2 separate regions of the Homo sapiens genome follow, and region 1 is linked to region 2. Evidence: chromatin contacts called from ENCODE Hi-C or POLR2A ChIA-PET data. All regions are on one chromosome and are shown on one strand. The core of a region is the stretch at or near the end of the contact, and the rest is flanking DNA. Distances in the headings are between cores, read along the strand shown. Region 1 overlaps ARHGAP29-AS1 (ARHGAP29 antisense RNA 1). Region 2 overlaps ARHGAP29-AS1 (ARHGAP29 antisense RNA 1).

Region 1 (4,749 bases), core at 1,341-3,840, 41 kb after region 2:
TCCTCTGAGTTGTGTGTGGTATGAGCATAGGAGGCCTGGAACGGCTGCAGCAATGAGGGGAGCTGGCCTAAGGATGTGATGACCACACAGAAAAGGGCAGAGCTGAGAGAACATTAGAGGTGCTGAACTTGGAGCCCAAATAACATAGTGAACCTCTAAAACCAGCCAGCTGGGGCAGCACTACCTCCAAACTGCAGTTCCATGAGCCAATAAAGCTCCTTCTGAGAAAGCTATCGATTTTCTCTGAGATGCCATTTTCAAAATGGTAATGATAAAAAGAATTTTGCTTGCTTATTTTTAGAGTTAAATGAAATAATATTCAGCGGCAAATATTGATACTCTAAATACTTGTCGTTCTTGTAGATTGTGACAGTGTACCATCCTGAATACACTTTCATGGGATTGATTAGTATGTAGCTCTTTCTAACTTATGTACGTATACTTTAGAAAGTTTTATACTGCAGAAGTATAAAGAGGCAAAATTATTTTAAGTAACGTGCATTTAATTTTTTTCTATTACAATATTGTACCCATTATAGAAAATATAAATGGTCTACATAATTTATAGCTGTACTAAGTGTTTACGGTCTTTCTATAGAGATTGAGCATTGGGTCTTTGTTCAGCATCTAAATTCTTCATTATTTATTGTTCCATGGGAAATTGCCTTGGCTTTGACTATTTTCAACTTTTAACGATTGCAAGAGCATTAGACATTAGAGACGTGAGGATTACCTGTATTCAAGTGGTCTCTCAATTTCTCTCTTTTGGTTTCTCAGATTCTTTCCTTAGGTTTGGGTTTATAGCATTTTACACAAAACAAGATAGGTGTGATCCTTAAAAGTTGTTTTTGGTTTTGTTTTTGCCTGCAATATATTCATTAAAACACCAAAGAGAAATGAGATACATTTCTGTTCTTATGGTTAAGGACCTATAATGCTATTTGTCACAAAAATAGAAAGATGGAAAAGTAGAAGAGTAAATATATATATAACGAGTTCATTTACATGGTTTCACATGCTTAATCTTGCAAACCCAACTCATGACAATAAATTTATGAAAACAAAACATTAAAAAACTTAGAAAGTAATAATAAACTATAAACACAATGCTACTGAAGCTCAGCTACAACACCACATTCTCAGCTCTAGTTTGGATAGAACACAAGTGTTTTAAATTGCATTGGGTGGAGGCCCTGGCAGGAAGGAAGCATCGGATATTGCTGGAACATATCTTTGTTTGAGCAACAGCTAATGAGAAAGGTCACCATTATGCTTTGCTTTCAAACACTGGGTCTGTTTTGAAATTAGTACTGCACATTTCATCACAAATGCTGGTTTATAATCATCGAGGTACATAATCCTGCAGTATTAATGTTGTTTTCTCCTAAGTGGCAAGTAAAATCCAAAGCTTATGTTCTCACCACTGTTTTGATCAGTATGTCAGTAAAAGATAAAATGACTTTCTATTTATGGACTCTGGGATTCCTGATTATTTACAAAATTCCAATCTTGAATTTAGAGGAAATTCAGCCTTCTAATTTTTTTCCTTCAGTTTTAGTGTTACTTGTACTCTTGTTAAACTCATCGCTGGCATTTGAAATACAAGGCTTTTTGGAATTTGTTCCCTAAAATTTATTGCATTTGTTTAGTGGATTATGTGAGTGGCACAGAAATCCTAAGAAAGAGCTTAACTTTTCTCTGCAAAGTGTTTGCTGACAAATGCGATAAACTTTAGAAGACCACCTTCTAGGAAGGGCTGACATATCAAGGACAGTAAAAACAGTAGTACCAGACATTTCTGCCACAATTTTTTCGGTGGTGGGGGGGAACAGAAATCTATTAAATATCTCAGTTTATATTTTTGGTTCTCCCTGTTGGCTAGGCTGTTGTATTCCCATGTCCACAGCACGTTCCACTGTGGGAGCCTGGAGCTCTTAGAATAAACTTTGGGAAAGGCTGGGTCCACCCTCTGGGGATAAGGGAGCCAGAGGGAGGAAGGGGAGGGGGTAAAGGAAAAGGGAAGGGGGCGGCTGTCTTCCTGTGTTTGGATGACCTTTCCTTATGTTTATCTGGAGGGACTGGGCAGCCACGCTGTGTTTGGTGTCAGCCTGCCATGTTGTCACATGTGATCTCTTTCTTAGCTTTATGTGTAGAGAGGACCTTTGCCTCTACTGGGAGAACTAGATTTAACTCTGTGAATTATGAAAGAAAAAAAGTGTACCAGTCTGTTAGGCATTGGGGCCCAGAGATAGAAGTCTTATGAAACATGCACATATGCCAGTGTGCAGCAGATTCCCTAAGGGAAAGGCTTAGGCATCTCTTGGAGCTGTCTGAAGGCGGGCCCACCTGTACTTCTTCCTTCTTGCTGAGAGCTGGGCTGGAGGCTGTCTTGCTTCTCCTGAAGCCTCATCATTTAGTACAATGCCCTTCACTTGTGGATATTCCTTAACTATTTCTTGAATGCATGAGTGAATGGATGAATACATGAGCAGAGTCACAGAGAGGTGACTGGGCAACAGGCAGTGAGGTTCCTACAATACTTAATTGATTTGCCAGTCCCTGCTCTAAGAGCCCTAAGTAGCTCCACTTTAAAGAAACCAGTTTCAAGCCTCTCCGTCTCACATTCCTGGTGGGTGAATCACTTGTTTCTTATGGTTGGGTGAGAATAACACCTCTGGTTTCCACCTTTCTTTTTCATTTTAGTGCTGACCTCATCTGACCTGACCTTAGCTTGAATGTTATTTTCCCAGAGAAGCTATCCCTTAATCATCCTACTCTCCTCCGCCTGAATTAGATCCCCCCATATACCTCTTACTAATCTCTATTATCTTCATAGAATGTAATACAATTTTTAATTATATTCATGTGGGTGATAATCCATCCTATGTCTGATTTCTCCACTAGATTACAAACTTCTTGAAGATAGGGGACCATATTTATTTTCTCATCACTGTGTTCTTAGCACCTGGCATAATACCTGGCATATAGGTACTATGGCATATAGGCTTAATACCTGGCATATAGGTCCTCTATACACATAAGCACTCAGCAAGCCTGTGTTCAATTAATGAATGAGCAGATTAATGAATAAATTATATTTGGAAGGAGAATTCATACCAGGTTACTGAGCAGGGTTGGGGATAAAGATCAGAGTCCAAAAGCCCTATCCCAATCAGACCTTGGACACACTAACGAGTTTGAGATTCTGAAGAGGATGAAGTGCTTAGCAGACATAAGTGACATTGGGCATTTTACCTTTGGAAGCTAACTAGTAGTCTGGACTCCTGGGAGTACCAGAAACTTTCTCGTTTAACTCTACCCAAAGTAGCAACTTCTTCCACCTTCTCAGTAATAGCAGTATTCTTGGTTACCAGGTATCTGAACCACAGAAAGACTCTCGATGTTTTCCTCTTTTTCACATCACACAGCTTCACAATACCTCTTGTTAGTTTTTTCCTTTTCATTCCCATGAGGGCCTTTTGATCTAGTGAATTAGTCAGTTTCTTTCTCTTGCAAGTTCCAGACATGCAATTCCAATTAGCTTAAAAGCAAAAACGGGGAATCACGTTGTAGGGAAGTTGATAGGGACAACTGGCTTCAGACGTGTCTAGATCCAGCGGCTCAGATATTGCTCAGGACTCCACCTTTCTTGCCATCTCCCTGCTAAGTTTTTAAAATGAACACCTACAACTCCTGACTCACAATCTCCTCATAGCACCAGGAAGGACTCTGATTGCACCCATGTGACCGTTCCTGAATCTGTCACTGCAATGGGGAGGGAAGGAAGGCTCTGATTTCTTGACCTGGGCAATATGTTCAGCTTTCTGCCCCTTGTATGGTGGCCAGGGGGGATGAGGGTACAGTCATAGACAGAGCTCCTCAAGGAAAAGAGGAGTTGTGTTACCCAGATAAGCTGTGGAAGAGGTGCTGGATAATCAAAAACAATAGAATGCCTTTCTGCAACAGCCATCCTGATCCAGGTGCAGTGCTAGGCCCTTAACCTACATGCATCAGGATATACAAGGGAAATGAGGCTGCACTGTGGAATCAGATTGCTTTGGCCCAAATCCTAGCTCTTTCTCTTACTCTCTCTCTCTAATTTTGGATAAGTTAACCCCTCTAAGTCCAGTTTTCTCATGATAAAACAGTGATGTAAAATATTCAGTAGAATATTACTCAGCCTTAAAGAGGAAGGAAATTCAGCCTCTCAGCTCCTCCCATCAACAGATGGCCCAGTCTTTAGTGAGGCACCAGCTATGTCCCTGAAACACCATGATGAAAGTGAAGGCCAGAGTAAATGGATTTGGCCATACTGGGCACCTGGTCACCACGGCTGCTTTTAACTCTGGCAAAGTGGATATCATCACCATCAATGACCTCAACTACATGGTCTACCATGGAATCACATGGTTCCAGTATGATTCCACCCACAGCAAGTTCCACTGCACCATCAAGGCTGAAAATGGAAATCCCATCACCATCTTCCAGGAGGGAGATCCCACCAAAATCACACAGGGTGACGCTGGTGCTGATTATGTTATGGAGTCCACTGGCATCTTCACTACCATGGAGAAGGCTGGGGCTCACTTAGAGGGTGGAGCCAAAAGGGTCATTACCTCTGCCCCCTCTGCTGATGCCCCCACGTTCGTGATGGGCATGAGCCATAAGAAGTATAAAAACCTCAAGATCATCAGCAATGCCTCCTGCACCACCAGCTGCCTAACCTCCTGGCCAAGGTCATCCATAATA
Region 2 (4,354 bases), core at 717-3,216:
GCAGGAGATGGAGATTATCCTGGCCAACATTGTGAAACCCCGTCTCTACTAAAAATGCAAAAATTAGCTGGGTGTGGTGGTGCACGCCTGTAGTCTCAGCTACCCGGGAGGCTGAGGCAGGAGAATCACTTGAACCCTGGAGGTGGAGGTTGCAGTGAGCCGAGATCAGGCCACTACACTCCAGCCTGGCAACAGGGTGAGACTTTGTCTCAAAAAACAACAAAAAAAAGAATCTTGGCTGGGCACAGTAGCTCATGCCTGTAATCTCAGCACTTTGGGAGGCTAAAATGGGAGGACTGCTTGAACCCAGGATTTTGAGACCAGCCTGGGCAACACAGGGAGACCCTGTCTCTACAAAAGTAAAAAAAAAATTAACTGAGCATAGTGGCACATGCCTGTGGTCCCAGCTACTTGGGAAGCTAAAGTAGGAGGATTGTTTGGCTTGGGAGGTCAAGCTTGCAGTGAGCTGTGATTGTTCCACTGCACTCTAACCTGAGTGACAGAGGGAGATCCTGTCTCAAGAAGAAGAAGGAGAAGGAGAAGAAAAGCTTCCAATGTATCTATGACACATGTGACATTATCCTAATGATATATGCTCTATAACAGCAGCAAGGACTAGTTAATAGGCACTGGATGATGACAGAGTGTTGCCAACATTGTATAGGTAGTCTGTGCCCTATTGGAAATCTTATCAGAACCCCTGAGAGCACCTGAATGAAGTCCAGCATATGCACTGATTTGATAACTCACTCCATACCTTTTCCTTCTTAGAGAAGGAAGATGATGATAGAAGCCCCGATCAGGGATGTTGGATTCTGGTGTTGGAGGACCAAGTATTAGGTATGATATGACAAAGTATTAAAATAGAAGCTCAAAACTCAAAACCCTAGACAAACAGAGAGACAAGACCTCCTGCAGGAAGTATCCATTCCTACTTACCTCCAGACCACTGGAGTCATGGGTAACATGACCATTCCTAATTTGCCCTGGACAGTTTCAGTTAACACTAATTGTTCAGGTAAAATTATTGATAGACCCTTCTCTCACTCTCAGAAGTGTGCCAATTTGTACATTACAGTAAATGTGCCCTCTAGTCATAGGAGAACTTATGCTCAGTATTACCTGGTCTCTCAATTTTTTAAGCCAGGAATTTGGATTTTTATAGAACATTTCTGAATTTTTTAATGTGGACAATAAATTCCAAATTTTTAAAATTGTCCAGGCCAAATAAAAATCATGAGAGGTGGAATCTGGCCTGAGAGCTGCCAGTCTGTCATCTGTAAGTTAGAAACTCTAGCTGATACCACAGTGTTCTTTGCCTTCCCTCTTTGGAGACCTTAGCTCTCATGGGCTGTTGAGAGAGGGTCTTAGGGGGCTCCCACAGGGGAAAGCCTTCTGCTTTAGGCAGTTCCAGTGGTAATCAGGGAAGGGTCCAGGAGACAACAGGCCTGATAGGGGCAGTTTAGGCCAGTTGTTCAAGGCCTTAGTAATGATTATAACTAGCGCTTCCTATGTAGTAAGGTCTTACATAGATTATCTTATTTACTCTTCACAATCACCTATAAGGAAGATATTATGATCTCCATTGCTCTAACGAGGAAATTGAGACTTAAAGAGACTAATTAATATGAACAAGTTCACCCAGCTAGTAAGTGGCAAAACCAGGGATCTGAACTCATGTCAGACTTGACTCAAAAAACCCACATCTTTATCCTCTGTGTCTGCTGCTTCCCACTGTAGAGAGATCAAGTTTTTCTTTCCCTTGTGGTGTTTTTCATTTGGGTGAGTCATTTTTGAGCTCTTGTCACCATGGAAAATCATAAAGTCTTGACTCTGAGTCTGCAAGAAGATATTTTCTTGCTTTCATTCAGGTATGTAGAACACAGGCCAAGTGGTTCAGCCCAAATCTCTAGAACAAGGGTGGGTGGGGACAGGCAGTGGGGTTTAGGGCCAAATTCCCAAGTAGTCATAAGGAGTGTTCTTTTACTAGGTGTCTGTCCCTTTTGCCTAGATTCCTTGGAACTCTGCCAGTGATGGGCAGCTGGTCAAAGATTTGAGATTTCACAATTCCAGTCATCTCTGTGACCTGTATCCATTTTAGAAATACAAGTAATGAATATACCTCATCCAACAGAGACTAGGAAAAGCATAGAATTTTTGTTCTAGTATTAATTTGACCAAAGATTGGACATGTTGTAGTGGATCAAATAATGTCCCCATAAAATGCATGTCTTCCCAGAACTTTAGGATGTAAGCTTGTTTGGAAATAGGGTCTTTGCAGATATAATTAGTTCTAATGAGGTCATAGTGGATTAGGGTGGGACTTAATCCAGTGACTGTTGTCCGTACAAGAAGAGAAAACAGAGACACAAGGGGAAGATACCTGTATAAAGGAAGAGGTAGAAATTGGAGCAATGTACCTGTAAGCCGAGGAACACCAAGGATTGCCGGCAACCATCAGAAACTAGGGAGAAGCAACGAGGGATTCATCTCTAGGGACTACAGAGGCAGCATGGGCCTGCCTTGCCTCCAGAACTGTGAGAGAATCCATTTCTGTTGTTTTAAGTGATGCAAGTTTGTGGTAGTTTGTTAAAGCAGCCACAGGAAACTAATACACATGATAAAGAAAAAAATTTAAATACTAAAATGCCCTTTCAAGATGGAACAGGAATCTGTGTTGGAAGTTTAAATTTCAAAGCTCCCAAGTCAAAAGTTCAGAGAGCATTTTCTGACTCACTGTTGGCCGAAGAATGAACTTTTCAGAGAGGAAAAGTGTCCTCCCTGCATAATGCAAAAGTCTCTACGGAGTTTCTGTAGAGGACCAGAGGCATTCCATGTGTTGATTCAAAATGGCTTAGTTCTGATCTAATCTTGAGCAAGACTTGCTTGTGTTTAGGAAGTCCATCTACCAATGTCTACCACCATTTGCCACGTCATCACAAGCCTAAAATCTGTTATGCCTGGGATGAGCCATGGACATTCGAGTGTGCATTATATGGTAGCCTTTTCCCATTTTCTGCCATGTTTGCCCTGTCTATCTGAGGGGCTTCTGGCTCAGTTTCCCTTTTGAGACTACGATTCTGACAACCAAACCAGCTTTCGTTTCTCTAAAGACAGATCCCTTCCTTTCTCTTACCCCCAGAGGGGCCCTGCCTCAAATCTGATGGACTCTCTGCATTGCAGAGGGATTTCTTACACTTTCAATTTTGGAATGCCCATAGCAACTCTGAAGAAAGCTGGTCACAAGCTCCTATATCCCATCCTCAGCTGATTCAATCAAATTTGGGTATCTGGTCCAAGAGCAGCTCGTCTGTAGGCCTGTCAGTGTTCTATGGAGTAATCTGGCAAGGAAGCTTTACTTAATGAAGGAAAGAATAATCAATAGCACTAATAGGACCTTCTGTCTTGGAGAGTTTAAATAGAATGCTTTGTAGGGGTATGGGGGACTTGCTGTTGGTAGTAGGTAGAGAGATTGGAAAGACACACAGAAAAAGAAACCATGTGATAGCAGGCGCCATTAGTGAGCTGAGGCCATGAGACAAAGAAAAATGAAGGAAGTTGGCTGGTAGTGGCAGGAATAGTCAAACAGAGACAAGAACAGCTGCATCATCATAAAAGTGGCAGAGCATTAAGGCAGCTGATGCTGGTGTCTGAGGGCCCACAGGATAACTCAAACTGCATTGTGTTCTAAAGCAGCTTCTATCTTATAAATTATGTTCTGGTCTCTGTGAGGCATAGCTGTGCAGCTGTTGAGTGTTTCCTGACTTCCTTACAACCTCCTGTGTATCCCTGCAATGCCACCTTCCTAATTCTGCACCCCCATTAACTAAGGTAAATGTGTCTCTGTTCTTGAAACATTAAAAAACCAGGCCATGAAACCACCATCTCCACTACCGAATTCCATCAGATTGGACTTTTTGGAAACTATCCAGAGATTCTGAATGTACACTCTCCTCTTAGACATCAACACTTGGAAAGTCCCTTACTATTGCTTGGCCAGACCTTCTTACCTCAGCTCTGTAGCTTCCCCTTTTCCAGTTCACCTGCTGCAGAAGCTCAGACATGCTTTATAAATCAAGGCACATAGGTTATTATAACACTGATCTCATTTAATGTAATTTCATCTCCATAATTGAACATAATGAAGTAATAAACACTTATTTGTGTTTACTATCACAAGTTTGGGTCTCATTTGGCTTTACTGTGTTATGCGTGCAGGTCAAGTGTAGCTACATCTCAACAAAATTAAGACGATTTTGTAGTTTAGAAGTAAGGTTAAGATTTGGAGTCTTGAAATGATCCTATGCCTAGAAAACTCCATAGTCTTGACCTGAACGCTCCTTAAGCTGATAAA

The links. A loop is a pair of places that touch in the nucleus more often than their neighbours do. ChIA-PET counts read pairs that join two places held with the same protein, here RNA polymerase II (POLR2A). Pooled maps may share reads with other maps.
Region 1: a map of PC-9 shows a loop between it and region 2 (5-fold over the local background). The contact joins two enhancer-like sites. A Hi-C loop is called at or near these places in 31 of 168 maps with a recorded cell type or tissue (ACHN, Caco-2, Calu3 and 16 more) and 16 of 50 pooled maps. POLR2A ChIA-PET finds 5 or more read pairs at or near these places in 11 of 52 experiments (BJ, HCT116, HEK293 and 8 more).

Annotation. Positions count from the first base shown.
Region 1 is chr1:94,297,766-94,302,514 of GRCh38, forward strand. All of the region lies in intron 2 of ARHGAP29-AS1 (ARHGAP29 antisense RNA 1), which reads left to right. It also overlaps a transcript of ARHGAP29 not described here and the pseudogene GAPDHP29. Among named protein-coding and RNA genes, the nearest start is that of ARHGAP29-AS1, 52 kb to the left of the region's middle. Within about 2 kb of position 2,591, at least 9 of the 41 ENCODE cell types and tissues checked have a DNase peak (open chromatin) inside an H3K27ac peak, as active enhancers do; they include HCT116, PC-3, PC-9 and 2 more, where a contact is called at or near this core.
Region 2 is chr1:94,257,190-94,261,543 of GRCh38, forward strand. All of the region lies in intron 2 of ARHGAP29-AS1 (ARHGAP29 antisense RNA 1), which reads left to right. It also overlaps a transcript of ARHGAP29 not described here. Among named protein-coding and RNA genes, the nearest start is that of ARHGAP29-AS1, 11 kb to the left of the region's middle. Within about 2 kb of position 1,967, at least 13 of the 41 ENCODE cell types and tissues checked have a DNase peak (open chromatin) inside an H3K27ac peak, as active enhancers do; they include HCT116, PC-3, PC-9 and 2 more, where a contact is called at or near this core.